3 separate regions of the Mus musculus genome follow, and regions 2 and 3 are each linked to region 1. The links are chromatin loops, found by intact Hi-C in ENCODE. Cell type or tissue: left cerebral cortex. All regions are shown on one strand. Region 1 holds the start of Gm33250 (a long non-coding RNA gene). Region 2 overlaps Exoc7 (exocyst complex component 7). Region 3 overlaps Qrich2 (glutamine rich 2).

Region 1 (8,000 bases):
CCTCGGCTCGGTCGATCCGCTCCTGCAAGCTCCGGACATCCTCCTCCCGGCCCTTGCGGGCTGCGCGCTCCCGGTTAAGGATCTCCCACACTCGGGCCCTCTCGCCCTCCAGCACCGGGTCCTTCTCGACCCTGATCACTTCCTTGTATATGGTCTTCTCCTGTGATTTAGTTTTCTGGAGGAGGTCGACCTGAACCTGCAGACCCTGGCACTCCCGGTGCAGCTCGGTCACGCGGTTCTTCTCCTGATCCAGCTCGCGCCGCAGAGCTTCTGTAGACCTCTCCAGGTCAGGATCTTTCTCTAACTTGACCACTTCCTCCATGATGATCTTTTCCTGCAGGGCAGGGGGCCGCTTCTCCAGCTCCTGGATCTTCAGGGTCAGTTGCCGCAGCTCCCTCTCGGCGGCCAGCTTCTTGCTGCGATCCTCCTCGAAGCTGAGCCTGGCCTCCTCCTCCTCAACTCTGGCGCCCAGCTGCCGCACCTCCAGCTCCAGCTGCCGCCGGCGCCCCACCTCCTCATCCAAGCTGCGGCTCAGCCGGCTGTGCTCCTCGCGCAGCTTCGGGTCCTTCTGGGTGACCACCACCTCCTGCACCACTATCTGCTCCTCGGGCCGCCTCCTCTCCAGCAGCAGTAACTTGTTCTGCAGCTCGTACACAGCATCCTCCGTGGCTCGCCTCCTCTGGACAGCCTCCCGCACCTCCTGCCGGAGCCTCTCGGCCTCCTTCTCCAGCACCGGATCCTTCTCGTGCCGCACGACTTCTTTGCTCACCATCTTGGTCTCCACCTTGGACCTTTCCCGCTTCCACTCATCGCGTTCGCCCTGGAGCCGGATGAGCTGCTCCTGAGAGCGCCCGTTGGTGTTGACCAGTTCGTTGAGCTGAGCCTTGAGACGGTCGATCTCCCGCAGCACCTCTGGGTTCTTCTCGTGCCTCACCACCTCCTGAGTCACCTCCTTATATTCCACCACGGGCTTCTGAGCCCGCAGGACCTCCAGCTCAGGCAGCAGCTTCTCTACCTCCTGCTCCACGCCGCTCTTCTTGCTGCCTGTCTCCTGCAGCTGGGCCCGGAGCCTCCGGATCTCCTGCTCTGTCTCCGGGAGCACCTGGAAGATCTCGCTGACTCGCTCCTGCAGCTGCACCTTGGGCTTCTGCTTTTCCACCACCCTGTATTTCTCCTGCAGCTCCTGCAGTTCCCTGGCCAACGCGACGTTGTTGTTCTTCTCCTCCTCCAGGAGGCTTCTCAGCCTGGAAGCCTCCTTGAGAAGGCCCGGGTCCTGCTCTACCTTCTTCACCTCCTTCACAATGACCTTGGGCTCCACTGAGCTGATCGCCTGCTCCAGGTCTTTGATGCGAGCCTGTATCTTGGCAACGGTCTCCTTCGCCCCCTTCCTCCGTGCAGCATCTTCCTCGATCTGGAGCCTCAGAGTCTGGGCCGCCTTAACCATTTCTAGATCCTTCTCCACCTTCACCACCTCCTTCACCACGACCTTCTCCTTCACGTTCATCTCCTTCTGCTCCAGGGCTAGCAGCTCGTCCTTCAGCTCTTCCAGCCTGGCTGTGAGGACGCCGTTCTCCCCGCGCAACCGTTGCATCTCACTGTGGAGCTGGGTAACCTGGCTGTCCAGGCCAGGGTCCCTCTCGATTTGGGTGACCTCTTTGGTCAGCAGGTGAGGTTGCATGGTCTTCCTCTTGCCCTCCAAGTGGACAACCTTCTGGGCCACCGCCTCCAGCTCGGCCTGCAGGCGGGCCCGCCTCTTGCCCTCTTCCTCCACCCGGGATGCTGCCTGAGACAGGTTACTCTCCAGCTGGGGGTCCCGGTAGAATTCCACCACTTCCTTCTCCTCCAGCCGCGCCACAGGCTGCTGGGTCCTCAGCTGCAGCAGCCGCTGCCTCTGCTCCTCCAGGTCACGCTGCACCTCAGCCACCCGCTTCCTCTCTTCCTCAAGCTGGGTCTTCAGGACCTCTGACTCCGCCGTCCTTGCGTGTGCCGGACTCCCAGATCCCTGTCTCGCGCTGTGGATGGCTTGGATGTCCTCATCAAGTTCCTTCTGTAGGTGACCGGGAAAGAGAGAGACAGTCCTGGGGTGAGCAGAGAAAAGACTGGAGCCCTATTTTTCTGCACCCCACCCCTGAGGTCAGAGATCCCAGCCTGCTGTCTTGGACTTCCCGGTAGATCCTGGGCAACGGAACTGAAGATTTGGAAGACTTGAACAGAGGATTCGGAGGAGCTCACTGAGATGCTATTAGGATACAAAGCAGGGTCTGGGTCCCCCAGCCCCGCCCCCTGGGGGAGGGGCTGCTAACCTTCTCCAGTAGACACTGAAAAAATGGCTCAGGATAAGAAAACCTGGCCAGCCACAGGCACCAGAGTTCCTGGCTTCTGCTCAACCCACAACGGAGCCCTAGATGGCCTATTTCCTATGTGACTGGTCTTTTTTTTTTTTTTTTCCCCCTTGGTTTTTCGAGACAAGGTTTCTCTGTGTAGCCCTGGCTGTCCTGGAACTCACTCTGTAGACCAGGTTGGCCTTGAACTCAGAAATCTGCCTGCCTCTTCCTCCCGAGGGCTGGGATTAAAGGTGTGCGCCACCACTGCCTGGCTCAACGTAACTGGTCTTAAGGCTGAGGACTATGGAGCATTTCTTGGCTCTCTAAAGCTCTCTTGTCCCCACTGGAGGACTGCTTATGGCTAAGGGAAGACTGGAGGGCACCCCCAGAGCCTGCCTGGAGTAGGCACAGCCTGCATGAACTTCTAGAGAAATCTCCATGCCCAGGCCTGTCCAGAGGCTAAGGCTGCAGGGGAGAAAGGTGACATCCGGGTCCACCCCGGACCAGGCTGTCCACTGTCGTCCCAGGGTGGGCACCACCCCGGACCGGGCTGTCTGCTGTCGTCCCAGGGTGGGCGCCATCTTTTTACCTTCCTGAGCATCTTTTTAGCAAACTCCAGCTGGCGCAGCTGCTGCTGCTCAGCTGCGGCAACCTCAGTGTAAGCCTTCGCAAGGTTCTTCTCCTGGGAACAAAGTGGGGAGAGGGACAGCAGAGTCAGCTCCGGCCTGAGGGGCTGCAGGGCTGGTGCCAGGAGATGCTCAACCCTGCCAGGACCAGCCTCACCTGAGCCTGGATGCTCTCCTGCAAGGAAATCACTCTGAGTCTCTTCGGGGCGGACACTGCCAAGGCGGGCTCTAAGGAGCAGCGGTAGGTATCTGCTTGCAGCTCATAGTCCTGAACAGGAGGGAAAGCCACTTGCAGAGACTGGACCTGGGGGACCAGGGGCTGGAAGAGGGAGGGGAGGCTGGTGGGAAAACAGGGAGAAGCTGAAGTACAAGTGCTCACCTGGAGGGCCTCCTGCAGGTCCCGGGTGAGGCGGGACACGGTGGCCTGGTCCTGCTCGCGCCCCAGGATTTCTTGTATCAGTCTCTGCCAAGGAGGAAGCAAGAGTCACAGGGGCTGGGGAAAGCTCTTTTCCCACCAGCCGGTGTCCCCAGCACCACAATCAGCCAGCACACATAAGCAACAGGGACTCAGGGATGCCTCCCTTCTCTGACATTCTTGTCTGATGGCCCTAGAGTTCTGTCTTGTCCCAGTGGCTCTTACATTGTAGCTCTGGTGTCATTAGGCCACAGATCTGCTGGATTCAACTGTCCAGTGAGACCCTGAAGCCCTGGGGCACCACTCAAGCTTCCAGGGACCAGCCTCTGGAAACTACTGCTTATCCAATCATTCTGAACCCTGGGTATGCATTGTAATTTACTTAGAATCTAAAAGGAAGAGGAGGGGGAGGAGGAGGAGGAAGAAGAGGAAGAGGAGGAAGAGGAGGAGGAAGAAAGAAAGAAAGAAAGAAAGAAAGACAGACAGACAGATCTGTATGAGTTTGAGGTCAGCCTGGTCTACAGAGTGAATTCTAGGATAGCCAGGGCTATACAGAAACCTGTATCAGAGAGAGAGAGAGAGAGAGAGAGAGAGGAGAGAACACAACAGAAAAAAGGTACCAAATGCTCTGAGAAGTCCAGCTTCATTTTTCTGGGAAGGGCCCTGCCCCCGCCCCCTTGAACTTCTGTCCTGGCTGATTCTGAGGCCTCCATAGACAACTTTCAGTCTGAGGGTGACCCTTTTCCAGCGGGGCTCCCAATACTGTAATGTCAAGTCTGGATTCCATCCTGTGCTTAGAAGAACCTGCAGGGTCTGTCTACCTCCCAGGGACCAGAGTCCTTGGAAAAGACATTTCTCATCTAGGAAGAGACATTTCTCATCTACCTGACTTTTTTTTGGGGGGGGGTTGAGACAGGGTTTCTTAGTGTAGCTCTGGCTGTCCTGGAACTCACTCTGTAGAACAGGCTGGTCTCAAACTCAGAAATCCACCTGCCTCTGCCTCCCAAGTGCTGGGATTAGAGCCACTGCCTGGCTCTACCTGACTTTTTTCCTCAGGGTTTTTTTCTCAGGTCACTTGCCCTCACATGTGTCCACCAGGGGGCGCTCATATCAAGCTGGTGGCTTGCCTGTCTCTAAAAGCCACGGGATGGACTTCTCCAACAGGTGGCATGCCTGAGGGTGTAGGTCTGTACCCCCCACTCCTGGTTTCTCCCCTTCAGCCTTACCAAGGATGAAGAGCATCCCACTGGGAAGGCAGTGTTGACAATGCTGTGGAGGGGTAAGGGCCACCCCACCACCACTTCCTGATCTGACCTATGGCGTCTCTTGCTTTTAATCCTTGGCCTCATGAATACAAGCAGCTGCCCCTGCTAAGGAGGTGGCTTTGAAGAAACAGGTATCTGGAGACCCCAGCTCGAGGCCAGGCCCTGTCACAGGTAATGTTCACCCCTACAGCCCCAGCGCCTCACCTTCTGTGCTTGCAGCTTGTAGGAAATCTGGCTTGGCCCGTCGCTGGGCTGCACCCGGTGGTGGGGCAGCTGCTCCAGCCAAGAGCTCAGGTTGTCCCTGCTGTTCCTGAGCTGCTGGTAGGTGAGGCTGGCATCCTGTACTATCTTCTCCCTGCCAGGGGACAAGGTCCCATACAGGTGTGAGAAGCTGGCCTCCATCCCGAGACAGACCTGAAGGCCCGAGCCTTGCAGCTAACAGAGATTGTGTCTCAGACACAATGAACGGTGCCTGCCTGGCATTCATTTCTTTTTTCTTTTTGGTTTTTCGAGGCAGGGTTTCTCCGTGTAGCCCTGGCTGTCCTGGAACTCACTCTGTAGACCAGGCTGGCCTCAAACTCAGAAATCTTCCTGCCTCTGCCTCCCAAGTGCTGGGATTAAAGGCGTGTGCCACCACTGCCCAGCCTGCCTGGCACTCATAAGAGAGGGAATTAAGTATAGTTATCCCCATTAGAAGCAAGGAAAGAGCCCCAGAGGAGTTAAGTCACTAGCTCATTGGCAGCGGTGCCCGGGCACCCCTTCCTTCTACTTACCTCAAATCCAGCTGGTCCCCCACAGCGTGGTAACGGTCAGTGAGGGCACGAACCTGGCGCTGCTGGCGCGGCAGGTCTTGGCAGAACTCTTGGAAATTGTTCTGCAGCGCACTGCACGCATGCTCAGTGGCCTTCAGCTGGCGGTGCAGCCCCAGCACACAGGCCTGCTGCTGAAGGAGTTCTTTGCGCTGGCGCTGTGGAAAAGGGAGCCGGAATGGAGCGTGCCCTAGGCTCCTTGGGAGACACAGACCACTCCTGTCTTCTCCTTCTCTCAGGAACCCTACCTGCAGCTCGCTGACCCTCTCCTGCAGTGCCCCAGAGCCTTCGGGGACGGGGCCCTCAAGTGCCAGGGCGGCTTCAAAGCCTTGGATGACCCTGTCTGCCTCCTGGATCTGCTTCTCCAGGCCCAGAGCAGCCTTGGCTCTGCGGTGAGGAAGCAACGGTCAATCAGCTCAGTCACACACTCCAGTGCCCTCTAGACGGGCTCTCCCTGGCACTCACTTCTCCCCATAGAGGTGGCACAGGCTCTGCACATCATTGTATCTGTTCTTCACACTGTTGAGGACCACGGGCAGTTGCAGGGCAGCGGAGCCCGTAGGCTTGGTAGACAGAAACGCCTCACACTCCTGCTGGGCTGCCTCCTTCTCCGCTCCCAGACTCTGAAGGCGCTGTGCTGTGCCCTGGGTCAGGGGTGGAGCAGGCAGAGGACACCGTCAGGGATTTCTGGGTCACCTAACCCTATGCCTCTGAAGGCGTGGTCCAAGTGTGGGGCCAGGCCTGCCTCTTCTTGTCCCCATGGAGATAGCTGAGGGCAGAACAACCTTTCTCAGCCCACACCCACACCCTTGGCCTCTTCATCCGCAGAATGATGGATTGGGAGGTGAATTGAGATTCTGTATATTAGATCCTTAGCAACAAGAACCAGGCACACCGTGGCCTGGCGTTGCTACTGTCAGTCAGTGTCCTGGTCACTGTCAGCCCGGTACCTTGCTGTTACTTTGGGCTAAGCAGGCAGAACCCTGGCTCATAGTTCACTCAGGGCAGCCACCTTCTGTCTCTCATCACAATTAGTTCACCTATTTTGGTGTGGCAGGGTCAGCCACCAGCCTCTGGCATCCTGTACCAGTGTCCCATCTGTGAGACCTTCCAATGAGCGAGCATCCAGATTCCTCCCCCTACGCCACCTGAGCATCCTCATGCAGCCCCTGGCTTTCCATCCCCCTCCCTTGGGAAGCCCCCCCACCCCCAGGACAGGCTGGGCTGCTGCACCCTCCCCCCATGCTACCCTGATCTTACTGCATGGCAGACAGACCAGAACAGGTTAGACAACAATGTAAATGAACATGGTTCACATTTTTAAAAATCCAAACACTAATGGTATGCTCTATTTGAACAGAAACCGGTTTGGAAGGCTAACCAGAATGCTCGGGTACCTCCAGGCTGCAGGGTTCATGTGTCAGAGACACATGGTCATCACTGGCTGACTCAGTGTTTTCATCCCTCCAGGTAGGTTTTCCCTGCTTAGAACTCTCCCCCTATGGGACAGCCACAGCTCCCTTGCTGTTCCCATGACTCTCACTAGAAAAAACATCCATGTGTCAGGGGTCCCTACTCTGGGCCAGGCTTTGTCACACTTTCACCTCTGGGATGCCCAAAGGATGCGGGCACCACCCCAGAGGTAAGCAAACTAAAGTCAGAATACTGACTTGACCACGGTGACAGATCCTGTCCGTGGAAGAACCAGGATGGGAGCCCTGTTTTCTGAGTCCATGGCCCCAGGAGTGTGTGCACGCTCAGGGCAGGGCCCTTTCCTGTCCTGAAGCTCTCAAGGCCACCCACTTACCTCACAGCTGTGGATGCGGCCCTCGAGGTCCTTCAGTGAAGAAGACTGGCTCAGTGGGCTCCGGGCCCAGCTCAGCACCTGCCTCTCTATCTGCCCCAGATCCCCATCCAGCTGGGTCATCTGTGACAGGAGCGTCTGACCTTGTGGGTCAGCGGGGGCTGAGCCTGCCGGAGCTGGGGACAGAAGTGCTAGTGAGGTCTTATGTCTGCCTGAGATGGGCCCTCCCTGGGTGCCTGCGGGACCTGGAGGGTGGGCAGGGCCTGACTGAGGGAAGAAGAGTCTAGATGGAGTACCTCCTACCCAGCACGCCCACCCATTGGCCCTCCCTGACCATCCTCTGGTACCCTGCTGGCCAGGCTGTAAGTGTTCCACAGCAGCAGCCTTCAGGCGGTTCTTCTCTGTAGACAGCTTCTGCTTCAGGGTCTGCAGCTCCGTGGCCAGCCTGGAGAGGATGAGAGGAAGGTGTCTGTCTGTCTGTCTGTCTGTCTGCCTATCTGGCCCTAGTACCCACTGCTGCAGAGGAAAAAGCATTGGCCCTGGTGCGTGTGGGCATCCTGGGGTGAGCTACCTAGAGGCTTTGGCCACAGCTTCAGGGTCTGGTGCTGGGATGCAGAGGCAGGCAGCTGGGGCACTTTTGGTCTCTCCTCCAGGGCCCTGAACCAGCCACGTGTATGGGTCAGCATTATCCTTGAGTGTGTACCGCTCTCCCCGAAGCAGCTGAACCTGAGGACGGAGAGGAACTCCAGTGGGATCG
Region 2 (8,000 bases), 68 kb after region 1:
CGAACGAACGAATAAACGAACGTGGGGGCAGCAGGGATTATCTGGGTCAAGAGTAAGCAAAACAGCAGAGATGCTCTCCTTGGGAACAGGCAGTGTTTAAGCTGCTCGCTGTGACAATTAAGAACAGGAAGCAGAAGGCGCTCAATACACTGAACAAATGCTGTCGACCGCAGCTCACATCAATATTGTGGCAAATTAAGATAGAGAAACAGATGGGGAAAGAGGCCAGATAAACAGGAAGGAAGCGGGAGGCGCTCAGAAAGAAACAGGCCGGGGGCACTAGAGGACCAGAGAAGTAGCCAGAACCTTTCCAAGCTCAAGGGCTCTCATGACCCTACTGTTCTCCAGGGCTAAACACTGTTCACATCTCTGACAGCTCGCTCTTCAGCTATCTTAGCCAGGACACTTGGCACAGCTCTCTGCAGAGGCTCTGTGGTCCCTCGGGAGCAGCTCCCAAAGGGAGGCTGGGGTGGGGGGTGGGGCTGGACAGAGCTTCTCTCTCCTCACCCATGAATTAGAGAAAAGAAAAATGTTAGGGGCTCAACTCGATGGCACACACTATACTCAGCCTCTAGAAGGCTCTGGCTTTGAGCCCTACTCTAAAAACAAACTCCAAGGAGAGCAACAACAGATGGGAACAGGGTTACCACCTGGAATGTCAGGCCTTCGCTGGGGGCCTCACTCTATGGGGGGCTGAGAAGGAAGGGCATGGCCTCAGGATGCTGCTGGCCGCTTACCTGCGCTGGTAGGTCTGGATCTGCTGCTCGATGTGCTCCCGGTAGGAGCGCTCGGCAGTCTTCTGGGTTACAGCCACCAGCTGGATCAGCTCAGACCTGGGGGGAAGGCAGAAGAGAAAGAAAGAGGGGCCTGGCCATCTTTGGCCTTGCAATAGCACCAGAAAGGAGGCCTCCTGTGCCAAGCCTTCCTGAGCTCTAAAGTAGGTGCAGAACAAAGAGAGAAACTGAACACCCAGTCCTAGGAGACTGTAGGGTGCATCCAGCCCTGGAGGGCAGCGGCTGGCACGAGTGCCCAGCGGAGCCAAGGTCACTTACTTCTCCAGGGACTTGAGGATGTAATTGTAGTTGTTGTGTAGGAAGATGGCGCTCAGCGCTGGATCCTCGTACACCTTGGACTTGCTTAGTAAGTTCAGCTGCAGGTTACCCAAGACTTTGCCTGTACAGAAAGATGGGGCTACATCCACCAAAAGTGTCTGATCCAAATGACCTGACTGTAAAAGTATCTTTTATTCAGCTCCATGTAATTGTCATCTCAGAGGCTCACTGCCCCTGTCTGCTAACCTGGGCCTAGGTCTGGAAGCTTCTAGCCTCCATACAATCTAATCTAAGCTTAAAATGTTTTCCGTCTCTGAGACTTACCGCTGAGTAATCTCACCCTTCTTAGTTCTCTCTGAGCTCTGGTTGGCCACTCAACTCAGCTCTCCTGGCTCAAACTCTACTCCGAGCTGACTGACTCAATCTGGCTTCTCTGGGCTTCTCCTGAATTGCCCTGCTTGGCCTCAACCAACTCTAGCAATCTGTTCTAATCTTCAGGCTCCTTCTCATTCTCTGGCTCCGTCTATCTTTACCTGTGTCTGGCTTATTCTCTCTCTATCACTGTCCTGGTAAAACTGCCTCTTCCTTCTTTCTGTCTACGATTCTCTCTCTTAAGTAGCCTCCTCTTCCTTTCTCTTCTCGTGAGAGTTGGGCATATCCTTTTCTGTCAAATCTTTGTCTGATTTGTCACTTTGTCTGCCACTCAATTAGACATCACTTTCAAACATGGGTGCTTCCTTCTACAAACTAACTTTACTCTCATTGTTTAGGATTAAAGGTGTGTACTAAGCACTGAGCCAGACCACAATTAGAAACAGGGTTTTCCAGTAAATAACACAATCTAGGGGTTCACAGTGTGATCAAATATCCTGCGACCCCGGACTTCCAGGGACGGCTAACCAGTTCCTGACAACTGTTGCTTGTTCTTCTGACTACCAGGCCTCTGAAGCTCTTCTCAAAGCCCTGGCTCCTGAACCGGAACTAGCCAGGAAGGGACCAGGAAGAGATGGACAGCACGGAGACAAGGGAGGGAGCTGGCCGGGGGTCGGGGGACAGGGGACTCACAGATGTAGGTGCTCAGCAGCCGCTTGCTGAACTCGGAGCTGTAGCTGGTGGCCGAAGAGCTGGTTTCTGAGAGAAGGTGTACCGTTACTATGGTGGCAATGGCCAAGACCCTCGATGGCCCTTACCACACCCCAGGGGCAGAGGAGGAAATCTCGGGACAGTCCCTGGGCCTCATGGGACAGGCAGGACTCAAGTGAGAGCTCAAGCAGAGATAGATGGGCACCTGCGGAGCCTCAGGGAGCAATGCTTTTAGACTCTTTCTGCATCCCGGTCGGGCTGCCCTCTACAGTAACGGGTTAAGGAACCAGCCCGTGATAGCAGGTAGGCAGTTAGGAGAGGTGCCGGGTACTAACTCCTTCCCAACCTGGTTTCCATACATGATGGAGAGTATCTTGCCAACAGCAAGGTCTCTGGATAGGGTCACCCAGTCAGTCTTTCCACCTTCTCCTCACAAACCCCTGCTACACTGCCACCCCCAGCACAGGAACCTGCTGATATGGAACAGAAGGCAGAGGGGCGGGGCTGGGCTAATCAGGGGTTGTTCCTAGGGCGCTGGACCCATCAGGGTACAGCCTGGATAGGCTCAGAGGCAGAAGGTAGCAATGAAGGGAGCCAGGGGAGGTGAGGGCATCCTTAAGGAACTCAGTCCCTCTGCCCCTCTGCCCCGCCCCAGTGGGTCCTGAGGGCTGGTCCCCTGGGAACCTCACCCACCGGGTTTTGGAGGGGAGGATGGGGCTGGGGAGTCGCACCGCTTACCTCGGGGGTCTAAAGGAATATTGTATGTGTCCCCAAGAACTACGGAGTGACAGGCAGTGCACACAGAGAGGGAGGAGGGAAATAGAGGAGGGGAAAGATGCAAAGTGCAAAAAACAGGTTAGAAATGGCCGGGCCACCCCAAGCCAAGCAGACCCTCCCCAGAGCAGAGCAGCCAGACAGGGACGGCAGTGCACACCAAGCTGAACTACCTCAAGACCTGAAACCCGGCAAAGTGCAGCCCAGGACAGCTGGCAGCTCTTGGCTTCTTGTCCCCAAAATAAAAGCAGAGGGGCGGGTGGGCGGGGCCGGGGACCTCAGTGCTTGGAATGACCCAGAAGAGCACTCTTATTTATGCGCCAACCCCACAGTTTCCAGCCTCACCAAGGGGCAGTGAGGAGATAGAGTGACAGTAGGCAGACAGCACGGGACAAGCAGAGAAGTATGGAGGCGGGGCAGGGCGGGGCGAGCACCGACAGCCAAAGGAGCAAGTGCAGGGTTAGGGCTCATAAGAACTCTAACAAACCCGGCCCTCCCTCCTCATGTTCATCCCCACAAAGTTCATGGGGCTTAGAGTCCCCCCACCCCAGGCTGGAGACCTCTCACCACACCCTGCCCTCACCCAGAGCAAGTCAGTGCCTCCTAGGGGCCTAAGTCCATGTCCCTAGGCAGGAGGGGACAGCAGCTCAGTGTGGTGTACCTTGGGAGGCCAGCATGGCACCTGCTGTCTCCTGGAAGTCCAGAAGCTGCTGTAGGAACAGGATGGCCTGGTGGAGAAACACACAGGAGGGTCAGGGCAGCCATTGCTTCCCACACGTACCCTTTCCGGCCAACAGGGGAAATCTTGTAGCAGGGGTCTGCACAGTGACAAGAACAACTGGCAATTTCAGGTGTTGTCCCTGGACCCGCCTGAGAAGCTAGCCCTTCGTCACCAATGCCTGCTCATGGAGGCCAGGAGCCCTGGGCTGGCAGAGTCCCCACTGTTGCTGTATCCCCCAGAGCCTGAGCTGGGGGGCTTGCCCATACGCTGACAAAGCCAGCTCTCCCTCCTCATGTTCATTCCTACAAAGTCCATAGTGCTCCCGGTCCCCCACCCCCACCCCAGGCAGAGTCCAGCAGACTGAGTAACACCTACATTGCTTGTGAGCTCATGAACAGTGCCGTCTTTAGGCATGTTGTATTCCTTGTCTGGATCATTCTGTAGGAAAACAAACAAAACAGCCTCTGGTTCCTGGAAAGGGCTCTGACCAGTTGTTTCTTGGTTCACTCTGAGCCCTAATCAGCCTGCTCATGGCGCCATCTACTGGCACATGGGAAGAAACCAAAGCGCTCTAAGGGTCTCCCCAGGAAATCGGCACTGCAGGCACCATTCTGAGAGCAAACCTGGCTCTCCTGAAGGTCTGCTCTCTGAGGAGTCCCCAGAGCTCAGGGAGCAAGCTGGGCTGGTGAAGGGAAAGGGATTTCGGGCACCTTGATGTTATCAGCAAAGTCTTCTAGAGCTTTGGCCCCAATGGTCTCCATGGAGGTGATGAGGCCGGGCAGCTTGTTCTTGGTGCTGGCTGCTGTGCCCTGAGGAAGGACATGGCTGACACAGTCATCAGAAGTGCGGAGCACTGCCCTCTCCAGCAAGCCCCGAGTGTAACTCCTTCTAGGTCCTTCCCAACCCTCAGCAGAGACCGACTTCAGCAGGTGGAGATTAACCACAGCTCTTCTGTTACCTTGGGAGCATCTTGACTTGTCCAAAGCCCCTTGGGAGCCACTCATAAGAGCTGTGGGTGAGCACGGAATGGTTTCCCAGAAGGGAGTAAAGGGACGCTGTGTGTGTGTGTGTGTGTCTATCTGTGTGTGTCTATCTGTGTGTGTCTATCTGTGTGTGTCTAACAGACCTCCCGGCTCACACACCTGGAGCACCTGGTCAAACTCGGGCTTGGTCTGCTTGAGGTGCCGCAGGATGGGGAAGACGGTGAGCACTGTGGAGAAGTCATGGCGGATGATGGCTTTCCTGGCAGCAGACACGATGTTCTCCCCTTCAAGCATCAGCCCGTCCAGGGCATCCTAGAAGAGGGACAGGGACGGAGTTGGTTCCTAGGGACAGTGGGCCACTTTGCGGGGCATGAAGGAAAGCCAGAATGCTGTGAAGGATCGGGGAGGGAACCACACCAAGTAGAGTTGAGGGCTTAGGGCGACAACAGGCTGCCCCACCCTCTAGACCCTGCAGTAACAGCTACATGGGGCAGTGCTCAGAGCAGCGTGGCGGGAGGGAGGGGTAGACCTGTATCAAGGAGTCAAAGGTTTTCTTCTGGTGATGCTCAGGGATGATCTCCATCAGCAGCCGGTATTCACTCTGCGCCAGCTTGACGAAGGCACTGACGCAGTGAATGTAGGCGTCCGTCTCCACGTCCAGCATGTCGTCTCTCCCTAGGGGGACAGCAGTGACCCTGAGTGGCTGTTCTGGGAGGAACCACTCACCCTACTGGGGTACGAGTCTCCCCAGCTCCTGGGCTGAGCCCAGACAGCAGCACAGGGAAGAGGAGGCCTACGATGATGGGAAGCCGTAAGAGCTGTGCTGGCAGACCTGGGAGATCAGGTGCTGAGTCCAAACCGTGTCCTGGCACCGTTTTCAGCTCAGCACAGGCAGCATTTATGTCCCCAGATCAAACACTAGAGGTGGTGGGAGAAAGCGCCAAGGGAGGAAAGTTCCTAAACTGACTTCCTGGATGAGGTTGTCTGACCCGGTGTGAGGATTCTGAATGGCTTGAAAGAGGGCAGTCTAGGATAGGCAGGTGGCAGTGTCCATTTTAAGAAGGGAGTCACTGTGGTCCTCCGCTGGGGGGTGGGGGTTCCTATGAAGGTCATTGCCAACTTCATCAAGCCCTGTAAGTGTAAGGGAGTGTGGGCGATGGCCTATGAGGCCGGCTGGCGTGTGTGTAAAGGACAGCTGATTCTAGAAGAATGAGCTGGCCAAGTGAGACGTACAACTATGATCCCAGCACTCAACTGGCTGGGCTACAGTGTGACTACAGAGTTCAAGGCCAGCTTGGAGTACACAGTGAGGCTACCTCAACAAAAGAGAACAATCTGAGAAGACATAAGTGGTTCTCAGTGTCTCTGTGTCGAGCTGCCCCAGGAGGAGATGCAAGCATGCCAGGACAGAACAGTCTGGTTTTATGTGGCATGGACAGGCTCCAAGAAGTGGGAGATCCAGGTTCCTTGACCTCGGAGGAGCCACCTGCCCTCCTGCCTGCCTGCAAGCTCAAGCTGCAGCTGCTGCTCTGGCCAGGCCCCAGGAGCCAAGCATGTGTTCCCAGCTCACAAGAGGCAAGGAGACCTGGGCCCAAAGGAGCCTGCAGAGGGAGCGAGGCCACAGGCCAGGCTCATCCTTAGAGTAGAGCAGGTCATCCTGGGAACTGCTTCGAAGGCAGTGTCTGGCTCGCCTGGGGCTGGGCTACGGTACTCACCAGCCAGTGGCCCGCGCTTGTCGTTCAGGGCCTCCGACAGGTGCTTAACTCGGAAATCATGCTCGTGACCTAGCAAGACGTTGGCCGCACAAACACAAGCAGCATTTATCCAGGGGCCAGGCAGCTGCCCCTTGGGTCCGGGGAAGAAGCCCTTAATCTCCAGGAGCGGAGCGTGAAGTGGGGTTAGGGAGGGGGCACTGAGGAGGGCTCTGAGCCCCTCCACCACCTCAAAGCTCACTGGGAACAGCCGTTTCAAGCCTGATTCTCAGGGAGTCTCAGGACCATGCCTGCCTGTGTGTTTCCTGACCAAGGGAGACCAGGAGAAGGTGCATGGCCCCAGGGTGACAGAGTGAAAGTGTCACTGCTGAGGGAGTGAGGACAGCCTTCTTTGTAAGGGGCTGGGTCCACCAGTCAGCAGATCTGGCTGTCCCTCTCTTGACAGGAGAGGAGGGACTCGTTCCTCAGGCAGCCTGTCCCCTTGGCTACCTGAAGTACTCTTTCTACAGAGGCAAGGAGCCAGAAGGCCCTGGCCAACTTGGTCCTGCCCTGCTGATCTGGGCGTGAAAGGGCTGCCCCACGACAGTGTTCTCTGAGTTGACACAGGACACAAGGACAGGGACAGGGAGAAGGAGCCTTAGGAAGGGCAGAGCCAGGCAGGATCAGACCAGGGACATGAAACTTGTCCTCGGGCCTGCTGAGGCCTGAGGGGTATCAGGGGTGTCTGCCACTCCCACCCAGCCCCGTAGGATCTGTCCCACGGCCCTCCTGGGGGAGGCTCTGCCCTGCCTGATGAGTGAGCGACAGACACACAGTGGAAGAGGGGGGAGCACAGGGTGATTACCTTCCAGAGGAATGAGGTTAGAGCCCCCCTTTTTCCCATCTAGACCATGCTGGGAATACTGTTTCAGAAGGTTCTGAGCCTTACGGATCGTCCCTGTCACCAGAGCCACACAGAGAGGAGAGAGGAAGACCTAGGGAGTGAGTGAGAGAGAACAGCAGCGGCCCTCCACCTGCCCCGCCCGCCCGTGCCCACCCTCGCTCGCCCGCCCGCCCACCCAACATCGAGCATGCCCCTTAACGCCTCTGCCAGCAGGCTCTGCCAGGGCCACCAGACACCCTTGAGGATGGACAGAAGAAAAGGTATTCAAACAACCCAGAGCTCTACACTGTCCCTCAGGTCTGGATCTGAGTCACTTTAAGCGGGACAGAAGGTGATGCACAAAAACCAACCAGGAAGAGCAGAAAGTTCTCCTGAGTGCTACTGAATGGCAGGCACACTTGACGGAGCAGGCGGGGGAGCTAAGAGAAAGCTCTCACACTGAAGGGGGTTCAACCTGGGGGTTCCCTGGAAACCAGCCTAGACTCCAGGCTGGGTTCCCTGAGCATGCTCAGTGTTGGGACATAAGCCAAACATCAGTGGAGGGCAGGCAGCCCCTCGGGGTTGGAAGGGAAGCTTCCTGGGGAGCTGTAACCAAGATGGAAGTCCGACACCCAGAGGCAGAGGCTCCCACACCCTGGAAGGAATGGTAACAAGCTGGAAAGCTAGGGAGGGGCCAACAGGAGTCACCACCTGCAAAGCTAGCCACAGTAAAGACAACATGCTCTTGCCATGGGGAAAAAAGAACCGTTAGTATCACAGGTGAGTACAGATGACATCCTGGCAGCCGGCCTT
Region 3 (8,000 bases), 220 kb after region 1:
CGTCAATGTGCATGTTCAGCCCCTGTTGGCTACCCTGCAGACTGGCTATGTCTGTAGGGATGGATGAATGGCTCACATTCGACTGCAGGAGACGCCCCTCAGAGGAGACTGGTCTGTCTTTCTTTTGCCCTGAAGGAACTGCAAGACAGGAGGGGCTCAGCTTGCTCTGTCTGGTTCCCCCCATGCCCACCAGGGTTCACTCTAGCTTGCTCAAGGCCCAAGCAAGTTGTGAACCCCATTAGCCTGGCTGTTAGGCTGGGCCACACAGTTACAAGCATTCGTGGGTGTTCCTAAGCAAATGCTTATGGCCCTTCCGTGATCCTTGCAGAAAGAACCTGCCTCATTTATGCCTCCTGTCCTTTTAGGGGCTTATACAAGCCCAGAAATCTTTCTACATCAGTCTCTCCAGCTCCCATATGGTAAGTATTTCTAGGTAGAAGTCGAAAGCCTGTTAAAAGGAGCCAGGGCCCAGTAGAATGACAGACTCCTGCTCTTGTGGCCTATTCTTGGTCACCGGTGATGACCCTTGAATTCCACCTTGACCACTTACTGTTCAGCCTCTCAGTGCCCCTGTTCCCTTAGTTGTTCCTGGGGCTAATGTTGATCTATACACATCAGTGTAGGTGTAGTGTAGGCTGTTGCATAGACAAAAACTACCTAGGCAGCCTCGATGTACCTTGATGGTACGGCACCACGGGTACCACACACATTACCTTGTGCCATGGGATCTTCCAGACGCAGGGTTGGAATGGAAATACGTTACAGAGCTCGGAGGTCTAACATACAAAGCTTGGGGGGGTGGGGGAGGGGACAGTGTACAAATGCATTGTGATCCTTGGGTCTCCTGCAAGCATTTGCAAAATACCGTGTGGGGTTGTTATCAAGCTGCCTGCCTCTGGGGAGAGAGCTGTTCCTGCACGTAGACATACCCATGATGAGGAGAGAGATCGGTTTAGTCACCTGGCAGCGTGGGTCCTAGCCTCACATTCTAGTCTAGCAAGGACCATAGGCCTTGTGTGGTGGAACCCAGAGGGCCCTAGCCCCTTGGCCTTTTATCTGATCTAGCTTCTCAAGGAAGACCTGGGACTCTAGGGGCTTCCCAGAGCTAGAGGCAGAGAGGGATACCTATAGGCAAGGGACGGGTGTGTATTTGCGCGCATGTCAGTGGGGGGCGTTGCACATATTCAGGGCTTGTAGCCTGGCTCTTAAAACGTTTGTGTCTGAGCAGGGAAGACCTTGGGCCTGCGGCCAGAGCTGGGTGCATCTCTGTCCCCGTGTCTTCTTGTGTGGAGTAGGACAGTAACAGTGTTCACCTCACAGACCTGGCACACACCAAACATTCGGGAACTGGGTTTTCTCCATCCTCCCTCCCATCACATCCATGAGCTTCCTGGCCCTTGCTGTCTCTAGCCTGGGCAGGAGGAAAGCTGGAGGGCTGTCAGCAAGGACAGGAAGGCTTGGGGACAGTGTCCAGGCTGCCGAGAGAAGAAACCTACCTGCTTTGCTGTCCGCTATCATCTGTGCACTCTGAGGCCGAGAGGGTGGCGAGATCATGTTGCCCAGGCTTGGCTGCCTGTGTGCGTGGGGCCGGGCATGCTGGGCCTGCTGCAGCTGCTGCAGTTGTTGGAGCTGCTGCAGCTGCTGCAGTTGTTGGAGCTGCTGGAGCTTAGCCTTGTTGTGTTTTGTCACTCCTGGGGCTGAAAGGGCATAAGGAGGGGGAGCACCAGTGAGAACTGTGGGGAGGACCTTTGGGGAACAGGAGCCGGCTGAGGTGGGGGTCCTCCACATGCTGAGTCTGTGGCTGTGCCCCCTTAGAGACTACATGTCTACCTGCCCATCAGTCTGCCCTCCCGCCCGCTCAGATTTACTGAGGACCTTGCGTAGGGTCTGAGTGAGTTCCGTCCTGGACTCGCGTTTCAGGAAAGAGAACATAAGGAAGGCACAAGGCATGATGGGAACTTCTGGTATGAACTGGAAGTTGGCCTTTGGGAGCCTGGTTTGGTACTGGGATCACATAAGCATCCTTTGCTGAGTTTTGGAAAGTCTGTCAGGGCTTGGCTGTATTGTTACAGGGCGCTGAGGCGGAGGAGGTGGGAAAACTCAGCTGTGGAGGTGTGAAGGCCAGCAAGAAAGGACAAGGCCACTGCCAGGGGACAGGCCAAGGTCTGGGTGCTGCTCTCCACTAGAAAGCAGCCACTTGGCTTCAGGAGGAGAAAAAGTCTTTAGGGCCCAGTGATCCAAGACATGCCCATACCAGGAAATAGACAACTGTCCTTTGTCACCCAAGCGAGAACCTAGAAGGAACTCAAGGCTGCCTGGACCACTCACCATCTTTCCCTAGGATGCCTGGCAACCGTGTATCCATCCGTCCCTTGTAGATGTGTCCGTCGAGGCCCAGGATGTCAACCTCATCATGCTAGAGAGGGGTATGCGTGTCCATTAGCATTGTAACAGCCTGAGTATCCCCCAGGAAGGCCTGGAGTGCAGACACTGTCAGCCAGCAGTGCTCAGAACCGCCCTGCCTTCCCCTGCCCCCCTCCCCCCAGCCCTATGCCTCACCCCCTGAAATGAGGCCTGAGGGCACATGCCTGTAATCCTGGCTCTCTGGAGACTGGCAGCAGGCTTCCCACTGACTTCAAGGCCAGTCTGGGAGATATATAGCTAGTACCAGTCCAGCCAGGACTGTAAATAGCAAGACTCACTCTCAAAAATGAAAGGCCCCTGCATGGAGTCTGGTCTGAGGGCAAGATGGAAGGAGGTACTGTGGAACTCTGCGGCCCCGTGGTGGAAGGTGGTAGGGTAGTGCCTGGGAATCAGGTGGAAGGATGGCGTTCTACCCAGTGGCAAGCCAGACCTGTATATCCTAGCTACTTTGGGAGTCCGAGGCTCGAGGATCGTGAGTTCAAGGCCTGCCTCAGCAACTTTGGAGAGGTAACTTGGCAGTAACCTAGCAACCCCTGGGACAGCAAGGGAGGGAGGGAAGAAAGAGGACCAGTTGATGGGACTTTAGGTGGTTTTCCAGAAGGGGCATGGCGGGACTATCCTTCCCATGGCTCCTGACAGACCTTCATGGCGATCTGGATCTCCTCCAGTGGAGACAGGTGCTGCGGGCGGTTTCGCCGGTAGGGGTAGGTGAGGGTGTGGCTGCCCCCACAGCGACGGGATACAGTCGAGTAGCTGTAATCTGCTGTGTCTGCTCCCCTGGGATGTAGACAGACACGGGGTGGGGGTGGGGGGTGGGGGGAGTCATCACTTTGAGCCACCCAGGAGTGTTACCTGGGACAGGCTGGTAAGTAAGCCTGAAGCTACACACAACGTGTCACACCGTGTGTGTGTGTGTGTGTGTGTGTGTGTGTGTGTGTGCGCACCAGTGTGTGTGTGTGTGTGTGCACACTCACAGTACACCCTCACCCTTGTTCCCATCCCCAACCCCAGCCCCCAACCCCCACCCCACAATGGACGGGGGGCGGGGGGGAGCAGAAGCCAAGCTTGGCCTTCATGGGGGCCTGTGTGTCCCTGGACTCTGTCTGTCCTACCGTTTGTAGCATGGGTGGCTGAGGCACTGGGTGTGCAGCAGCTCTCGGATCATCTGGCTGCTGGCCTTCACAGAGCCTCCGAAGTGGACCTGCACCTTCTCCATGTCCATCAGCATCCGGGAGTGCATGCTGTGCAGACGCCCCACGCTTCTCTCCATCTGTGACATGTCAACCCGAGGGAAGCTGCTGCCCAGCTTCAGGCTGTGAGACCCAGGCGTGAGGAAAGAGGTCAGCCCAGGACCAGGCAGGACCTTGTGGGCTTTACCCTTGCTTTGGCTCCAGGCCCCTGCTGTGCAGGAGCAGGTGTGAACTGCACTGGCCCTCGGGAACTGACTGAGGGCTGAGGGTCACTGGGCAGCTCAACACCTCTAAAAGTCTGGTAAGGGACCACCAGACTTGCTGGGGAAAGTTTTTTCCCTAACACAAAAGCCCCCTTCCCCAACAAAATAAACGCTTAAAATGTCAAAAACCCACAAAATAAACAACAAAAACAAATACAAAACAAAAAAGGAAGTTCAGGTCCTCCATGGTGCTTCCGGTCAGAGTCCCTCTAGGCTACTCCCAGTGTGTATTCTCAAGTCATCTCTGCCCCCTCCCACCCCTGCCCTCCCTCCCCCTCCCCTGCCCAGGATCCCACTGTCCCATACTTTCTGCTTTGCTGTCGGATCTGCTCTAGTTCAAACACAGTGTAAGGCCGGACGGAACGGTGCCCTGGCATGCTCGAAATTATGGGGGTCACAGAGATGACTCTGGGCAGGGACAGAGAGAAGGGGGAGGGGCGTGAGAGAGAGAGAAATCCCACGTCTAGGCCACCCACCTCCATGCTCTACGGGACGGCCCTCACTACTCAGTATGGGCCCCATAGGAAGGCTGAGGGGACCAGGGACAGAGATGAACCCAGGACAAGAGGCGAGACGAGTGGGTATGGGGAGATGCATCCCTGCTTCGAAGCCTTCTCCCTGCCACCAGATGCTGTGGTTGAGGTGTGCCCACTCACTGTCCAGTCACAGTTGTCTCCAAGGGACGGTCACAGGACAAGCAGTGGAAATGAGCCAAGAGCTGCCTGTCAGGAATGGGACACAGCCAGTGAGATCCAGAGAGCTTGTCCCCCCCCTCCCCCCGCCCCAGCAGGACGGGTGGCAAATCCTGCCCTACTTCCTGGGAATTCAACTGGTGCTAACCATCCCTTGCAGGCACGCATTCTGAACCAGCTAGCCAGCCTAGTAGCTTGTATGTGCCTCTGGTGCCCCCTGGTGGACATGAGTGGGATTTCCCTAAGCCAGTTTCCAAAGGGACACCTTGGAGGTGTGTCTCTGCCCCCAGAAATCCAGTGTACTGCAATCTAACCCCAAGAGCCTTGCACCTCCTTTCTGCCTTTCCCCACCACTATTGGAAGGATCTGGCCAAGTTACTCAACTCTAAAATGCAGTCCCTCCACCTGATTGACAGTTCTGGGCAGAATCAGTCATGCACTGCTCACCTGGGGCCCGCCCAGCATTCCCCATTGCCTTCCGGGCCTCACCTCCGCATGGCAGCCGCCTCGTCGGCCTGGTAGAGTGGAGGGCGCTCTTTGAGCTGCTGCCGCAGTGATTTCCAGCGGTCCTCCAGCATCTGCTTCAACGGATCCAGCTCCAGGCGGTCCAGCTGGAGGGTGGACACCAGGTGAGCTCGAGGCGGCAGGGAGATGGGGTTGTGGGGTGGAGGTGGGAGGGATCGATCTATGCTTGCAGAGAGCGGTGGTGCCCCGATGGCAGGGCCAGGAATGGCGAGCGAGCAGCCCAACCTGTCCTGTGTCTTTTCCCACCCCCACCTTGCTGTCCATCTCTGCCAGGAGCTTATCCAGAAGTTTCTGCCAGTCTTGCTCCTGTCCGCTCATCTTGGCCACCAGTTCCTGCATCATGTGGTTCAGCTGCTCTGTAGTGGCATCAAACTGGATCCGGCTCACTTTGGATGCCAGAGCGCTCTTGTCGGCTTTCTGTGTGAGAGACCAGCATGGGGTGGGGATGTTCCTCGGGCAGTCTGTCCTGTGTCTCCGTGTCTCCCGGCTCCCCACACATCCCTCGCCCTCCCCACCCCAACTCCTCCACCCCCATTCCCCTCACAATGGCTGGGGAGGAGCCAGAGGCTCACCTCATCAATCTCCATCTCCAGGTGCTCTCTGTTGGCCTTTTCCTTATCCAGCCTTTCTATCCCCTGATACAGCACCTGGAGGCCCGCGGGACAGAGAAAGGGAAGAGTCAGCAATGCCGAGAGAGTGAGCCGAGTGAGCGGCATGGGTGGGTGGGGCGGGCGAGCCTCTGCCACTGCTCACTTCAATGTCTTTCTGCTTCTGCCGATGGTCCTCAATGAGGTTGCTCGTGGTAATGTTGAGCTTCTCACAGTCACCCTGGACTTGTAGGATGGCGCTCTGCACGTGGCCCAGCAGCTCCTCATCCTGCAGCAGCGACAGGGGAGTTTTTGGAGGCTGCTGGGGCAACCCATGAAGCAGTCCCATGGGTAGGCTGCCTTTAGAACTTAGAATGTGACACCCCCCCCTCCCCCCCATGCTCAGGAAGATAAGTTCTAGAACAAATCTGGGCTACCACACAAGGCCGTCAGACCCTACATCATGGAAAGAAAGAACTGACTCCTGCAAGCTGTCCTCTGGCTTCTGCAAGTATGCCATGCAATGTGCACGTGCACGGATGCACACATGCATACACGCAAAGAAACGCGTACACGTTAAAATCAAAACCATCATCACCCAGCACATGCGCTCCCTTCAAATCCATTCTGGCTTTCTTCAGAGGCATCCAAGACAGTTGTGTCCTCCTCTGGATGTTGTCACCAATCCCCCTACATGCTGGTAGACTGGCATCAGTGGCCTTTGGGGGCATCCAAGAGGTGACTGAAGCTCACATGTCCTATGGCTGTCCCATGATCCCCGAGAGGTGAGGTGTGGGCAACAGTGTGAACCAAATCTCAATTCTTGCATCCAAGAGCAAGATCTGGTGGTGACCCTCAGCCCGGCAGCAAGCCTTCCCTCCAGGGGACATCTGCAAAGTGTTGGAAACACTGGCCACCGAGGGGCAGTGTGTCCTGCAACTGTGCCTGCATCCTGTGATAGGCACTGTGTGTCCCACCCACACTAAGTCCACCCTTCCCATACACTCCTAACTCCACATCCAGCCACCCTGTGACGGAGCTGGGCAGAGAGAAACACTCACCTGGCCCTGCAGCTTGGCCTTCTTGGAGGGTCTGGAGGCAGCGAGGCCACTGACCATGTCCTGTAGCTGCTCGTAGCGCTGGACCAGCAGACTGACTTGGTGGCTCACATCCAGACTGCAGGCCGGACAGGTGGCCTCGGGGTCGATCTGGCCGGGCACTAGGCAGGCGGTGGACTTGTGTGGGGTTATGCTCATGGAGAGCAGCGTGGAGGAGCTGCCCAGCATGCTCTCAATGATGGTTCTGAGCTTGTCCAGCTGCATGCGGGACAGACAAGAAAGGCGGGGCAGGGAGGTGGGGTAAGGGTATTATGTCTCACCAATGGTGTGGCATATTCTGCCTGTCCCCTGCTGTGAGACAGGCAGTCGCCACCTCCTCAGAGCGTCACAGAAGGCGCTGCACACAGTACACAGTTGATCTCTACCCAGCACATGGTTTTTCAAGTACCTTTGCCGCCAGCAGGCAGCATTAATGACAAAACCCGCTGTGGGAGGGGAACTCCATTGGGTTAATGCACACAGCTTCTGTAGCTAAGTCCTGTGTTCTCCCGGGGCCCTGATGACGCAAAGTCCTTGCAGCACAAGGTGTGAGCAGTGGACTTGCACATCTGTCTCACCCAGGATGTAAGGTCTAACAACAAAGGAATGTGAGAGGTGCAGATGAAGGTACAGGGATATCTCTGGGTCTGGAGGGGCAAGTGGCTTCCAGGGCAAGCCACTCAGCCTGGCCCTCCTGTTTCCCTCTTCTCCCTATGGTCTTACTTGGTTACCACCAATGACTGTTGGTCCTGGGTGGTCAGTTGGATTCAAGAACCACCAGCCTAAGGATGCCTCCCAGTTTCCAAAAGGGTCATGATCATGTCACACCATCTGCTTCCTAGTGGTCAGTGCTACCAGACAGTCTCTCTAGAGCTTTGGGAAGGCGTTTGAGACAGTGTGAGAGACACACAAGTTGCTGGAGGACCGAAATAGAAGAGAGGTGTGCAGCCAGGAGGGGTGAGGGAGAAAGGCACACATGAATGAAGTTAGGCCCAAGGAGTCAGTCAAAGGAATGGCCTCCCTCCGACTGCCCTAAACTGGAAGTTTGCTCTCCAGTTGCAGCCCTACACTCAACACATTTCCCTTGTGTTCTGAGCTCACAGGGTCAGCAGCTTGCTAAGGATGGGTCCTGAGCTAAGGCCCATGCAGCAGATGGCTGCCAGGGTTGAAAAAGGCATACCGATCTCTGAGTTAAAACAATCCCGAGAAAAGCTAGGTATCT

Evidence for each region. Peaks named below come from ENCODE experiments on the same cell type or tissue, not always from the same donor. Only the 100,000 strongest peaks of a DNase experiment are listed, where the experiment ranks them.
Region 2: it touches region 1 in a loop (7-fold over the local background); 30 of 42 quality-filtered maps call a loop at or near these places.
Region 3: it touches region 1 in a loop (2.8-fold over the local background); 28 of 42 quality-filtered maps call a loop at or near these places.

Annotation. Positions count from the first base shown.
Region 1 is chr11:116,222,155-116,230,154 of GRCm38, forward strand. It overlaps Evpl (envoplakin), which reads right to left. Exons shown (of 22, transcript NM_025276.3): 12 at 7,815-7,969; 13 at 7,591-7,688; 14 at 7,247-7,419; 15 at 5,905-6,083; 16 at 5,688-5,826; 17 at 5,404-5,597; 18 at 4,835-4,985; 19 at 3,330-3,413; 20 at 3,108-3,218; 21 at 2,914-3,006; 22 at 1-2,047. It overlaps Gm33250 (a long non-coding RNA gene), which reads left to right and starts at 3,107. Exons shown (of 8, transcript XR_389161.4): 1 at 3,107-3,191; 2 at 4,727-4,801; 3 at 5,679-5,831; 4 at 6,800-6,909. In left cerebral cortex, a CTCF peak has its summit at 4,462 (motif pointing right); DNase peaks (open chromatin) are centred at 592 and 4,471; H3K4me3 peaks cover 992 bases.
Region 2 is chr11:116,290,402-116,298,401 of GRCm38, forward strand. It overlaps Exoc7 (exocyst complex component 7), which reads right to left. Exons shown (of 20, transcript NM_016857.4): 7 at 7,170-7,262; 8 at 5,143-5,288; 9 at 4,773-4,925; 10 at 4,341-4,439; 11 at 4,006-4,068; 12 at 3,571-3,637; 13 at 2,874-2,912; 14 at 2,118-2,183; 15 at 1,053-1,173; 16 at 738-833. Among named protein-coding and RNA genes, the nearest start is that of Exoc7, 12 kb to the right of the region's middle. In left cerebral cortex, a CTCF peak has its summit at 4,180 (motif pointing left); a DNase peak (open chromatin) is centred at 4,181.
Region 3 is chr11:116,441,417-116,449,416 of GRCm38, forward strand. It overlaps Qrich2 (glutamine rich 2), which reads right to left. Exons shown (of 14, transcript NM_001033267.2): 3 at 6,743-6,997; 4 at 5,848-5,970; 5 at 5,667-5,741; 6 at 5,347-5,511; 7 at 5,059-5,180; 8 at 4,534-4,599; 9 at 4,184-4,285; 10 at 3,537-3,737; 11 at 3,066-3,201; 12 at 2,329-2,416; 13 at 1,497-1,697; 14 at 1-138. Among named protein-coding and RNA genes, the nearest start is that of Qrich2, 8.9 kb to the right of the region's middle. In left cerebral cortex, a CTCF peak has its summit at 4,795 (motif pointing left); a DNase peak (open chromatin) is centred at 4,773.